2 separate regions of the Homo sapiens genome follow, and region 1 is linked to region 2. Evidence: chromatin contacts called from ENCODE Hi-C or POLR2A ChIA-PET data. All regions are on one chromosome and are shown on one strand. Each heading gives the region's core, a stretch centred on a gene start or an enhancer-like site at or near the end of the contact. The rest is flanking DNA. Distances are from core to core; before and after follow the strand shown. Region 1 overlaps ZMIZ1 (zinc finger MIZ-type containing 1). Region 2 overlaps ZMIZ1 (zinc finger MIZ-type containing 1).

The links. Hi-C counts contacts between places; a loop is a spot of excess contacts on that map. ChIA-PET counts read pairs that join two places held with the same protein, here RNA polymerase II (POLR2A).
Region 1: a map of endothelial cell of hepatic sinusoid shows a loop between it and region 2 (5-fold over the local background). The contact joins two enhancer-like sites. A Hi-C loop is called at or near these places in 1 of 168 maps with a recorded cell type or tissue (endothelial cell of hepatic sinusoid). POLR2A ChIA-PET finds 5 or more read pairs at or near these places in 3 of 52 experiments (BJ, Caco-2 and Panc1).

Annotation. Positions count from the first base shown.
Region 1 is chr10:79,214,472-79,221,181 of GRCh38, reverse strand. It overlaps ZMIZ1 (zinc finger MIZ-type containing 1), which reads right to left. Exons shown (of 25, transcript NM_020338.4): 7 at 4,908-5,013. Among named protein-coding and RNA genes, the nearest start is that of PPIF, 130 kb to the left of the region's middle. RefSeq lists an enhancer at 1-623. Within about 2 kb of position 1,686, at least 3 of the 41 ENCODE cell types and tissues checked have a DNase peak (open chromatin) inside an H3K27ac peak, as active enhancers do.
Region 2 is chr10:79,118,429-79,125,165 of GRCh38, reverse strand. ZMIZ1 (zinc finger MIZ-type containing 1) reads right to left here. Exons shown (of 25, transcript NM_020338.4): 2 at 6,142-6,251. Among named protein-coding and RNA genes, the nearest start is that of ZMIZ1, 53 kb to the right of the region's middle. Within about 2 kb of position 1,330, at least 4 of the 41 ENCODE cell types and tissues checked have a DNase peak (open chromatin) inside an H3K27ac peak, as active enhancers do.

The DNA of each region.
Region 1 (6,710 bases), core at 437-2,936, 96 kb before region 2:
CTCACTGCATGATCTCATCCTGGCCCTCCTTGGCTGGCCTGGCCTCCTGACAAGGGAGACAGAAGGGGGATGCAGCGCCAGGGCGACACACACAGGCATGCACCCACACACAGATAACATGCATGCAGACACAGATAGGCATGTACATATACACAGCCATGCACAAACACCATGCAGATACACACATGTACACAACCATGCACACACAGACACGCACACAGGTACATATACGTCATAGACATACACACACCATGGACACAGCCATGTACATGTACACAGCCACACACAGCATGCTCAGATACACACATGTGCACAGCCATGCAGACATACACAGAGACATGCACATGTACACAGGCACACACCCACATACAAAGCCACATACTCTCCCCAACACAAACATACACAGCCTCACACACACCATACACACAGACGTACAGTGGGAGAAAGTCTGAGACCCAGAGAAACCCAGGAAGGCAGAGAAAGCCACGGGAAGCTAGAGATGGACAGGGGCCGCTGCACAGAGACAGACCTACAGACACCCAAGACCAAAGAAAGAAAGGAGCAGGGAGCCCTGGGAGGGCAGAACTGCACAGGCACGTCAGACAAGTGTGGAAAGGCAGGAGGGCGGACAGGTGGCCCAGACTGGCTGAAGGGGCTTGGGGGCTGGAGCGAGCTCTGGAACTGCAGAGGCCTCCCTGGAAGTGGGCTGGGCAGGTGGGAGTGGCCATCCCCACACAGGCACACCGGGGCTGTGCCCAGGGGTAGGGACACTGCAGGTCACCCACACCCACAGAGCCGAGGGGAGAGAGGACAGTGGGAAACAGGCTTGCTGCCACAGAAGGGGCCTTAGAGAGGCTGGGAACCACATCAGCTAAGAGACAGACACATGGAAGCAGAGGAGGAAGGCTGGAGGGTCATATTTACTTGGCCCCCAGTGTGCGTCAGGTATTAGCTGGGCCCCTTTCTCACTCCCATGATTAGGGGGTCCCACTGCATCCTCACAGGCAGCCCATGAGGTGGGCAAATCAGCTCTCTTCACAGACGAGGCCACAGCCTGGAGAGGTGGCCAAGAGGAGGCCTGGCGCCGGTGCCATGTCTGGGACTTGGGGTCCCAGCTCTGCTCCCCATGGCCTCCACCCCTCTTATGGCCCAGCCTGCTCCTGGCAGGTCCTTCACCCCTCAAATAAAACCGCCAGGTAGAGGCTTCCTCCTCAGACTGGCCCCCTTTCCTTTCCAGAAGATGGGGCAAGCAGGGGGTGGCTGGGATCCCGAGAGCCCATATATCTGGATGGGTGGCCCTGAAAGGTAGTTAGTCATGGCTGTGGGCACTGACAAGGGTTTGACTCCTAATAAGGAAATCTGAGGATGGCCAAGCCACAGGCACTGCTGTGCCTCAGTGTTCTCAGCTGCAGAATGGGTACACTGAGAATTCATCCCTGGGAGCCTGCATAGTGTCAGAGTGTCACGTGAGTTCACAGACACAATGCATGGGAAAGGGCTTTCTAAATTACAAAGGCTGTGTTCAAGCAGGGGTGCAGATGGAGGAAAGAACAAATCCCTGTTTCAAGCGAAGAAGTGATGCTGGGAATGCCACTCAGAGGCCTTGCTGGAGACCCCTGAGCAGCATGAAGGGCTCTTTCCAAAGGAAATGGAGGGCTGCCCAGGCCTGGTGTGATGGGGCAGGCAGAGCCCTGGGCCTGCAGCCAGGAGGCTAGTTCAGGTTCCAGCCTATTACTTATGAGTTGGGTGACCTCAGGGAAGTCATAGGACCTCTCTGAGCTTCCATTTTTTCATCCATAAATGTAGATAGTATTCTGTGTCTCACAAAGCTTGGCACCACCACAAAACATATGAGAACACCCAGCACGTGCCAGCAGGGCAGGGGTTTCAGTGACCCTTTGTGGAGGGACTGCACAGAGACCTGAGTCTCTCCTGCTCCTCTGGGGAGGCACTGGGCTCCTGGGACAGCCCATTCTCCAGGTCTCCTTCTCCCTCTGTGGCATAGTTTTGCCTCTTAAATATCCCTCTGTCTCCATTCCACTCTTGTCTTCCTGATCCAGCCACCATCATCCTCACCCCGACCTCCCAGTGATCTGTCAACTGGCCACCTACATCCAGGCAGGCCTCCACGTCCCCCCACCCCCCGTGCAATCTGTTCTTTTATAGCCCGAGCTGTCATCACAAAATGAGCATTTAGCCATGTTCCCATTACTCTCAGGACAAAGACTGTGACCTCCAAGACAGGCCCTGAATGTTTCCGCTGCTGCTGACCTCTCCAGCCTCGCCTTTGCCATGTACCCCCTGCCTCTGGGCTCCAGAATCACTGCCTTTCTCTTAGTTCTGACAAAAAGCCGTGCATGCTCCCCTTCTACCTCAACACCTTTGCACAGGCTGTCCCCTTAACTGCAAAGACGCTCTTTCTCTTTTTCTTCACTTACTCAACCTTCAGGTCTCAGGGGAGACTGCTGCAACCCCAGAGTGGTCTGCCCTCAACAACACCCCCTTGCCATCCTTCACTTTTACTTTTCCTTCAAGGCACTTATCACAGCTTGAGCTTACACAGACAGACAGACAGACACACACACACACACACACACCCCTCTAATTATTTGATCAATGTTTTCCTCTCCCTCTAGACTAGGGGTCAAGAAGTATAGTTAATCACTAGGTTTTTTTGTTGTTGTTTCTTGGTTGTTGTTGTTGTTTTGAGACAGGGTCTTACTCTATCACCCAGGCTGGAATGCAGTGGCTCGATCTTGACTCACTGCAACCTCCACCTCCCAGGCTCAAGTGATCCTCCCACCCCAGCCTCCCAAGCAGCTGGGACCACAGGCGTGCACCACCGCACCCAGCTAATTTTTGTATTTTTTTGTAGATATGGGGTTTCGCCATGTTACCCAGGCTGGTCTCGAACTACTGAACTCAAGTGATCCACCTGCCTGAGCCTCCCAAAGTGCTGGGATTACAGGTGTGAGCCACTGCACACAGCACTTGTTTTCATAAATAAAGTTTTCGTGGAACCAGCCAACCCCACTCCTCTATGTACTATCTATGGCAGCTTTCACAGAGCCCCCAAAAGCCCCTGTCTGGCCCTTGATGGAAAAAAGCTTGGTGGCCCCTGCTCTGGACTATAAGTTTCTTAAGGCAGGACCCTTTCTGTTTAGTTGCCCTTGCAAATTCAGCCCTTGCTGGGTGCCTGCACAGAACGGGCACTTAAGAGGTATGTGTCTTTGATAAGTCATTTCTACCCTGTCAACATTGTATTGACTTAAGTCATTATTAAAACTGCACACTCCATCAGGAATAGATGTCCCTTGTGAGATTCCAAGACCATTTTCTAGCAAGCAGTTCAATACGATAGCAATATCCCAATGCAGGCGGGCATGTCCAGGGTCTCAGAGTAGCTACTGGCTAATGAGGCCACCACACATCTATGTGTGCAGCGCCATCCATGTGTGCAGACTGGAAACATACATGGAAAGAGGCGCAAACTCACACGCAAGAGATTATAAATTGAGCAGATTTATGGAAACACATCATGAGATGTCCTTACAACGTTTTCATGAAGGCTGTGTCTATATACACTCCAAAGAACTGACTGATGAATTCAGTGAAAACGTCCATTTTATTGTTATACAAGGGAAATAACTGTTTCTTTTTTTCTTTTTCAACTGCTTGTCCTGACTCCATAAGGAATGTTAACAATATCCAGACACGGTGCTAGGTACTTTATGTATTTCTTTCTTTCTTTTTTTTTGAGACGGAGTCTCCCTCTGTCACCCAGGCTGGAGTGCAGTGGCGCGATCTCGGTTCACTGCAAGCCCCGCCTCCTGGGTTCACGCCATTCTCCTGCCTCAACCTCCTGAGTAGCTGGGACTACAGGCGCCCGCCACCACACCCGGCTAATTTTTTTTGTATTTTTAGTAGAGACGGGGTTTCACCGTGTTAGCCAGGATGGTCTCGATCTCCTGACCTCGTGATCTGCTCGCCTCGGCCTCCCAAAGTGCTGGGATTACAGGCGTGAGCCACCGCGCCCGGCCTGCACTTTATGTATTTCTAGCACTTACAATGACCCCTGAAGTCAGGAGTCTCCTTACCATTCCTGCCTTCCCAGAAAGATCAGCTGAGGCTCAGAGACCACACACTTAGCAAGTGACAGGTCTGTCCGGCTTAAAGCTAGCAGGGTGCCTGTGGCCTAAGCCAGGTTATGAGGATGGTGGGAAATGTAAAATAAAACTGTATCTTTAAAGTGCTCAAAGCCCTCCCAGACAGAATGCTGCTTGGCACTCTCCATGGCCCCTGCTTACTGCAAGGTCAGGAGACCGCAGGTGATGACAAAGTTGCAATACGGAACCCTGAGTGTACTGATTCATTTTGTTTCGACTTTTGTGTTTCATTTTAAACAATTTTTGGGGAATGAATGAACGTAGTGGAGTATAAAGGTTAAGAATGCTGACTCTGAAGTACAGGCCTAGGCTTAAATCCCTGCTCTGCTGCCTTCCAGCTGTGTGGCCTTGGGAAATCTCCTCTGTGTTTGTGAGCCTCAGTTTCCTCATGTGTAAAATGGGGAGCTCACAGTGCTTATGCCAAGGGGTCACCGTGGTGATGGAGTGAGCTGATGCTGGTCCTGCCTGTAGCACAGTGCCTACTGCTGGGTTTGGTGTGCCTCGGGAGCCTCTCTGGCCCTGCAGTACCCCTGAGGCAAGTATACTCCCTGGGAGAGGCACGAGGACAGCCCCAACTGTGGGTCCCAGAGCCTGGTGGATGAGTTGCTCTTCCTCAGGGGTTCGCACTACACCTAGACAAATGGAGGCACCAGAAGGCAGGGGCAGCAAACAGGCATGGTTTATAGTCAGTTCCCCTCCCCACCTCCCAGTGACATCGCAGAGTCCCCCACGGACACCTACCGGCAGACTTCGGGGTGAACTTGTCTCGGTTTGCAGCACACACAGCCAGCAGTCTGTAGCCGAGGTCCAGGTCAAAGCCTTGCTGGGCTGCCACCCGACTGACCACCTGAAAGCAAGAGGGGAGGAGGGCAGGTGAGTCACGGAGCCCAGAGCCAATGGATATGCCCATTTTGCAGGTGAAGTGGGTGAGGTGGGCAAGCTAAGGCAGTGCCCCATCATTAGGCAGAGCCAGAAGTCCACTGTGCCTTCTTCAGTTGCTCAGCAAATACTGATGAACACCTCTTCCGTGCCAGGCCCTGGGATCCTGGCCCCGTCCTTAGGGGTTTCCCAGGCTGACGATGGGTCCAACACCAAAGCCATAGGCCCCGCCGCTTCCAAGGGCTCAGATTCGACCACATTTTAGAAGTCGGCTGGGGATCCTGTACCACCATCCTTAGGGTGGGCCCTAAGGGTCTCTGCTCCATCTGTGTGGCTCTTCCATCTCCCTTCCATGCCCTGGGCCCTCAGGAACTCCCCCACCCCTCACTGAGCTCCTGCACCCACTACTGGGGAGGGCTCACTGCCCTTCCTACTCCAGGGCTATCAGCACCACAGGGGGGCCTGTTACAAATGCAGACTCTTAGGCCCAGCCCTGCCCCTCCGAGTCAGCATGCATCTCATCTAAAGCAGTGATTTAGGCCAGGTGTGGTGGCTCACACCTATAATCCCAGCACTTTGGGAGGCTGAGGCAGGTGGATCACTTGAGGTCAAGAGTTCGAGACCAGCCTGGGCAACATGGTGAAACCCCGTCTCTCCTAAAAATACAAAAATTAGCCGAGTGTGTGGCAGGCGCCTGTAATCCCAGCAATTCTGGAGGCTGAGGCAGAAGAATCGCTTGGACCTGGGATGGGGAAGTTGCAGTGGGCCTAGATCGCACCACTGCACTCCAGCCTGGGCAGAACAGCAAGACTCCTTCTCAAAAAAAAAAAAAAAGCGGTGATTTAGAACAAGCTGCTTCCCACAGGGCTTCAGGTCAGAGCTGCTTAATCGACTAAGGCTTCCGGGATGGGGCAGGCATTGTAATGCTGCTCCGTGCCAAGCACCCTGCAGCCCCCTCAACCTCAGCTAGAAACCGCAGGACTCCCACGCTCAGCCTGGGGTCTGTCTCTAGCCTTAAGCCCCAGCAAATGGGGGGCTTCCATAACAGCAATGGTGTGTTTGGAGCCTGAAGGTCCCACCCATCTCCTTAAAATCTCAGAAGTAGGGACTGGCAGGGTGAGAGGCGGCAGACTGGGAGGGCCATCGGTCCCCTGGGGGGCAGTGTGGGACGGGGCGCTCCAGGGGACCCTTGGGTGGCTTTGCAAGCTGTTGCCGCTCTGGCTTCACTCTGTCCCCACCCATTCCCAGGTGTCCCATGACTCCCAGATCTGCTCCCTCACACCCGCCTTCCTCATGAACAGCAGCAAAATTAGCTTTCTTTATTAAGAAGGACCTTGGAAAATGGAGTCATTTAGAAAGCAGCTGGAGTGGCTATGGCTGAGTAGGGAGAGCACCCAGATGTGGTAGGCTGGTACTTCTGAAAAAGGGGGGACTCTGCTGCCAAGCCCCCAGGAACCACCTGCTCCAGAGGCGCCTGGAGGGGCCTCAGACTGCCATGGGGTTTGGCCTGGCCCCTAGATCCAACAGAATCGTTCCCCACGCCTGCCTTAAATCTCAGGAATTTGTGAAAGGGGCTCTGGGGCTAAAAGGGCTGGGAACACCACTTACCTAGGCCAATTTAAAACAACACTGGAGACTCAGAGAAATGTCCCGTGCTAAATCAGG
Region 2 (6,737 bases), core at 81-2,580:
AGAAGACTGGCTTTCCCTTTTGGTAGAAAGCCCCAGCGCCTGGTCCAGCAGAGGTGCCTGGGTTGCTGAAGAGGCCGTGGTGGAGCATGAAGGTCCGGCCAGTGGACAAGCCTCCAACCTTGCTCTTCCTGCTGCCACAGTTCCTGGGTGAACTAAGTCTTAGACTGGACCACACCTCACCCTTGCCCTAGCTTGCAAGCTGAGGCCAGCCCTCCTAGCTCTCACAAAGGAGGTGCCACTGCCCTGCAGTCTCTTTTAGCTCCCCACTCCCTGCAGGTTCATGGCCAAACTCTGTGGCCTAGCATTCAAGGCCCTCAGGGGCTGCCTCAGCTGTGGCTGAATGAATCTTCCTCCCCAGCCGGACTGCCCTGACCCATGCCACCCAGTTGTGCAGAGACCCCAGGAAGACCCTACTCTTCCACTCTGTATAGGAACCCCACTCCCCTTACCCCTCCACCAGGAAGTCTTCTCTGGCTGCCTCCTACAGCATGAGGAAAGAGCTGCACCTACCTAGCAACCCTGCACTGGAGACTGTGACCTCTACTCAGAACTCCGGACCTGGAGCTGTGCTCTCCCAGCTCAACTGAAGATTCACTATTGGATACCAGGGCCTAGCACGGTGCAGGAGCACAAGGAAGTGTTCAACACCAAGCTGGCTGATGGACAAAATGGATCACCCAGCAAACAAGCAAGTATCTGTGACAGGCAGTTTGTTGTGGTAGGGAAAACACATATTATGGTGTCAGATAAAACTGGGCTGAGTCCTAGCTCCACTATAACCTGTGTGACCTTGGCTAAGTTTCTTAACCTCTCTGTGCTTTGAGTTTTCTCATTTGTACAACAGGATAGTCCCAACTTCAATGGGTTGTTGACACCCTTGAAGACTGCAGTTTGTAATCCCTGACCTACCCCAATCCTCTGATTTTACAGACCAATAAACAGCTGCTCAGAGAGGGGCAGCAACTTGTCCAAGGTCACACAGCAGTTCTTAATGGGACTGAGGCTTGAACACAAGTCCTGCTCAGAGGGCCCACCAGGACAGCAGTCCCACCCTCCTGACCTAGAGGGGCATCCTACCTTGGGCAGGAATAAGCAGTGAGCTGCAAACGATTCCCAGATCCAGGCTTGGGTGGGGGTTGTGGAGTCATAGCAGGCTGCAGAGGCTGGGGTGGAGGGCCTGGGCTGCAGGCCACAGATTTCACGCAGTGGGAGGAGAGGTGTGCATTCTCAGCTGGCGCTGAAGATTGACAGGCATGCCATATGCGGACCCTGGAATCCCAGCTCCGTGTGGCCACGGGCTGGGCCCTGGCCAGGCCTGCTGTGAGCTGGGCTTGGCATTCAAGGTCTTCATGGCCAGCCCCAAACCGCCTATGTAACCCTGGAAGTCTGCTGACTGACAACTTAGGGTGTGCATGCCGGCAGCCTAAAGCCACACACCAGGGGCTGGAGGGGCTGGCGAGGAGAGTGCAGCCCTCACCCCAGGTGGCTGCCCACAGAGCTCTGAGCAACAGCTGTTTGGGATTGCCTCATATGAAATCCAAATCCAGCCCAACCCCAATCCCTGATCTCCCTCTCCACCTTCTCTTAAAAGACCGCACAACCATGCTGCTCAGTGGAGGAAACCCTCCTGTGTGGCCACAGCCCTGGAGTCCACCCCCTACTCACTCCCGCTACTGCCACCTCCACTCTTCATGCTAGAAAGTGCCAGAAAGCACTAACCATGCTCCAGGCATGGCTGTGAGAGTGCCCATGGCTTACTTCGTTGAATCCCTCCCAACTAGAGGGATATTCTCCCCATTTTACAGATGAGGAAATGGGGCACAGAGAGATGAAGTCGCTCATCAGAAGCCACAAAGAAAGGGGTAACAGAGCTGGAAAACCTCCATGCCTCAGCCCGGTCCACAGCCGCAATCTGCCAGCATCCTCCACACTCATCCACCAAGAGTGTTTTGAGTGTCTTTTGTGAAGTGCCAGCCATATGGAACAGTTTGTCATGCCCCTGACACGATACCCCTCTCATCTGTGGCCAGCCTTTGCCTGCGGTTGCAGCCCAGGCCAGCTAGGGCCTTCTCACCTCTGCCCCAGACTTCAGAGCCATGTATACCTGGCTCTAGTCCGCCGAGCCACGTGAACTGGGCCACATCACTTGTGGGGAAAAGCAGGGCTGGGCGCTAGTCTGCTCTAGCTGGCTGGACCTCTGCGCTCTACCAGGCCCTCTTCAGCAACCCACATACCTCTCCTGGGCCAGGGGCTGGAGCTTTCTACCAGAAGGGAAAAGCCAGTTTTCCCAAATGCTGCAAGATGAGGCGGCCGAGGGTGGAGCCTAGGTACCATTCTCTGCTGCCACTGTCTACACCCCTACCCGATGTGGGTCTGACCTCAGCCCAGGAACTTAGGATGGTTGTACCTCTGAGCCTCTGTTTTCCTATCTAGCAAATGGGAATAGGGCCTTTCAAGAGCTCTCCAGGGTGTGATGGGTGTGAAAGGACTTCGCACACTGTAGAGAACTCTATAGTGCAAGAGGTCATTGCAGCTACTGAAGGTATCACAGAGTAAAGGTTGGAAGGGAGGAGCTGGGGGGTCAAAGAAATCTGCATGACATCTAACCTGCAGGAGTGAGTCTGCCAAGGAGAGATGGGAGTGTGGGCAAGGAGCAGTCCAGACAGGAGGCTCTGCAAATAAAACAGAGTAGACTCCCCATACCCTCCACTGCCCAGCCAGGTGGATTTGGAAAAGCACAAAAAACCAGGCCACCAAGGTAGACAGGGGCAGCGCTGGAAGGTAAATGGGGTGGGTCAGGAGAGCCTTGAACATCACTACGTGACGGAAAGAGTTGCCACTCCACCCCGGCCAAAGCTTCTGTCCTGGACTGCTTGGGATAAGCTAGATGCTGGCACCACTGACCCTCCTCTGCAGGCAGGAGGGTACCATCGCTCATTGGCAGATGAGGCTTATGGAGATGAGGAGGACTTGCCCAAGGTCGTGGGCCTGGTAAGTAACTGGTGGCGCCTGCACGTGAACTCAGTTCTTGGCGCTAAATCCCACAATTGCTACACTTACTCAAGCAGGGTTGGCTTCACTGGCCGTCACACAGGGCCACAAGCTTAGAAGGACCCTACTCTGCTGTCATCATCTTGAAATCCTTTGTAATTCATGAACAAAGGGCTCTGCATTTTCATTTAGCATTGGACCACAGCTAAATTATTTAGCTGGCCCTAATTCTAGGAGACTCTGATGGGTATTGTTGGGTACAGATGCAGGTGCGAAGGGCCATGAATAAACTCTCACTTTTCTGGGACTTTGGTGGAGCTGAGCCTTCTGCTGGGTCTTCCTTGGCCTTTGACATCAACCTAGCAAATTTCTCCTCTTTCCAAGGCCCAGCGTAAATATCACCTCCCGGGGATCCTTCCCAATTTCCTTCCATAGTGGTACCTACCACCCATGCCAAGCAGAACCTTGGCTCCCTGTGCTGTGGTCCCACACCCTGATCCTTTAGCAGGTCACAGAGCCTCCCAGTGGATATGCAAGCAGTGGCTACCTCTCCAAAGGCCTAGGACTCCTCCAAGCCTCTTGGGTACCCCAGAGCTTTCTGCTGGCCAAGTTTCCAAAGGACAATCCTAAGGATACTTTACAAAGGAGTTGTGGAGAGGAAGTTACTAGGTCATGCTAGAAAGCAGACCCCAGAGAATAGCCTATCTTTCTATTTGCAAGAAAATGGCAGGTATGCCTGGGAATACTAGGTCAGAACTAAAGCCCAGATAATCCCAGAAGCCTCCTCGGGAACCCCCTCTAACCTGGAGGGGCTCTCTGGGAAGGAGGGAGGGAAAGGAAAAGGAAGTGTTGAATTGAGGTGGGTGCAGTGTGGTTAATAAGCACCCAATTCTGGCTGTGCTACTTCCTGGCTGAGTGGCCTGCCCTCTCTGAGCCTCAGTTTCCTTATCTGCAAAGTGGGTAATAAATGACCTATCCCTGAGAGGAGATCATGGGAGAAAAGAGCATAAATGTTCACATCTGATGACGTGGATCCGAAGCCCAGCTCCAACACTTATGAGCAGGTGTCCCTGAGAACCTCACCTGCATTTATTGTGCCTCAGTTTCCTCATCTGGAAATTGCTTGGTAAGGCCTTCTCAGGCTTCTCAAGGGGATTTAGAGCACTCATGGAGGCAATGTGCCAGTCTCCTGGCAGGGAGTCAAATGTGGTTGTTGTACCAAAGCTGGGCACTGCAGGCCCCCAACTCCTCACGAGTCAACAGGGAAGTGCAGGTGGGAGAGCGGGAGCAGGGATGACACAGACCCCACCACCTTGGTGGAGGCAGGCAGGGTGGACTGTCATGCCCATGATTCAGAGAGTACCCAGGCCCCAGGGGATGAGAAGCCTGGAGAGGAACAGCCCCCACATCCCCACTTTACCTGTAACCTGTTTTATTCTCATGAGACTACTAGCTTCAATTTGTTGAAGCCCTGCAGAGTGCCCAAAATTGCTCTCGGCAATCTACACAGCAGCCTCTCATCCTTGCGGCCACCGTATAGGAGGCGGACAGGGACGATTCCTGTTTCCAGATGGGGAATGAGTCCTAGAGCGGGCAAGGGCTTGTCCATGGTCAGTCACATGGCTGGCCCTCAAGCCCCAACACCCTCCCCAACATACACACAAACAGAGCTCCAGCTCAGCCTCGGCCCAGGCTGTCCAGAGCCTCCCAGGAGCTGCTGGAAGCTTTTGCCGATGCAGAGCCATCGACCTCTGAACTGCCTCTTCTTGTTGGAATGCACCCTGCGTTGTGTGTGCATGGATATGCAGCCCCGTGTGTCAGAATGCTGTGTGCTTGTGAGAGTTTGTGCCCGTGTATGTGTGTAGTTCCAACACGAGTTTGTGCATGTGTATGTGAGCATGCAAGTGCACGCAAGTGTTATCTGTGTGCATTCATGTGGCATGCAGAAGCGACGTCTGTGTACACGTTTGTGAGGAAGCGCACATTTGCACATCTGTATTATCTATGCACTCACCACCACTCATGTCTGTGTGTGCATGCACATCCTGCCAGGTTCTGCTCCATCTATGCTTCTGTCTCCCCACACTGTAACTCACTTGTGGTCACCTCCCCAGAATTCTCCCCCCAGCCTCTGAACCCTCTCCACGCCACTGTTATGGGGCTTGCCACATCACTGGGATCTTTCTGTTTCTCCACGGAGCAGAGAGTGGGACAGGCCCCTTTCCCTTGCACCGCAGTTGGTACCTAATCCAGGAGTTGGCACACAGTAAGTGTTTAATACAAGCTTAGGAAAACGAACTTGAGGGGCGGAGGGAAAGAAAGCCTTATCCAGCCTACACACCCCTCCTCTAGAGGGGGCCCTGGCTGCCACCTCAGAGGCACCCAGAGGCCAGGCCTGGTCCCTGCCACATCACATCACAAATGGGTCATGACCCCAGACCCACCAGGAGCCTGTCACCTGGTAAAAGCCCCTCTCCCTTTTTCTTAAGTTGGGACAGGATCTGGCACTTCTGAAGACACCCATAATTGCCCTGATCCCCACCCCCAAAAAGAAGCTAGGAGCAAGGCCAGAGGCAGAGTAGGCCAGCGGGCAGTGGCTGGCGCACTGGAGCCACACAGACCTGGACTTGAACCCTAGGCTCAGCCAGGTGTGCCGCCTGGGGCAAGTTACTTCCTGAGTGAGTGACGTTCAGTTTTCTCACATGTACAATGCTGGTGATTACAGCAATGCTCTCATAAGGCTGCTGTGATGCTGAAAGAAGTAATAACTCTATAGTACTTTGCACAGTACCCAGAATACAGTTAAGTGCTTGTCGGGTTAGAGGATATCATTACTGTTATTTCCATGGACTAGAGTAGAAAGCTGAGGCCCTCTAGAAGGAAAGGGCTACCCAAGGCGATACTGGGAGTTGGCAGCAGAATAAAATCCCATGTCCAGGTCCCAAGTCAGGACATTCACCACCCTCCACTGTGTGGCTTTCTTTGAGAGGAAAAGGCCAAGGAACAAATAAAGACTGAGAAAGAAGCCCCTTCCCCTCCCCAGCCCTCTGGGCCCCTGAAACAGCACCATGCACTCTGGGCAGCCCGCACTCCCTGTCTGCCCCACGTCAGCAGGTGCACAGCACCAGAGGGCCAGCCCATCCCACTTACCTGCTCAGGCCTCTGCAGAAGGACCAGGACTCAAGTCTGCTGAGAGCGTCTGGAGGAGGAGGTGGCAGCCCCAGCAGTAGTACGAAATCAGAACACAGCTGCCGTGAGTCCTATGGGAGACAAGAAAGGGGGCAGTGAGCTCCAAGCTCTGACCCTGCGGGCAGCCCCTCACCCACGTCATGGACCTCTAGGTCCTGGCTGCCATCTCCTGGAAGATGGAACTGGCCCACCAACGTGGAGCTACTCGAGACACTGGATACCGTCCTGCCACTGCCAAATAAAGGTCGCAGCTCCTGAACGTCACATTCGAAGCCCCAGCACCGGCCGAGCAGCCCCGCAGCCCTGAAAGCCAGACCACAGCAGCAGCCAAACCTGCCTGCCCACCACTAGGCTCCAGTCAGCCCGGCCTCCCAGAGCCCCTGGCTCCGGCCTTGGCACACGCTGGGTGCCCCGCTCAGAGCTCTTCTCCCCACTTCTCTGTCTTTCAAGGGCCCCTGGCCTTTGAGACTCTGCTCAAGTGCTTCCGTGGAGCCCTCTCTCACCAGCCCCTCCTTGCTTGTTCATCTCCAGTGGGCTGTGCGCCTGGCCAACCTTGC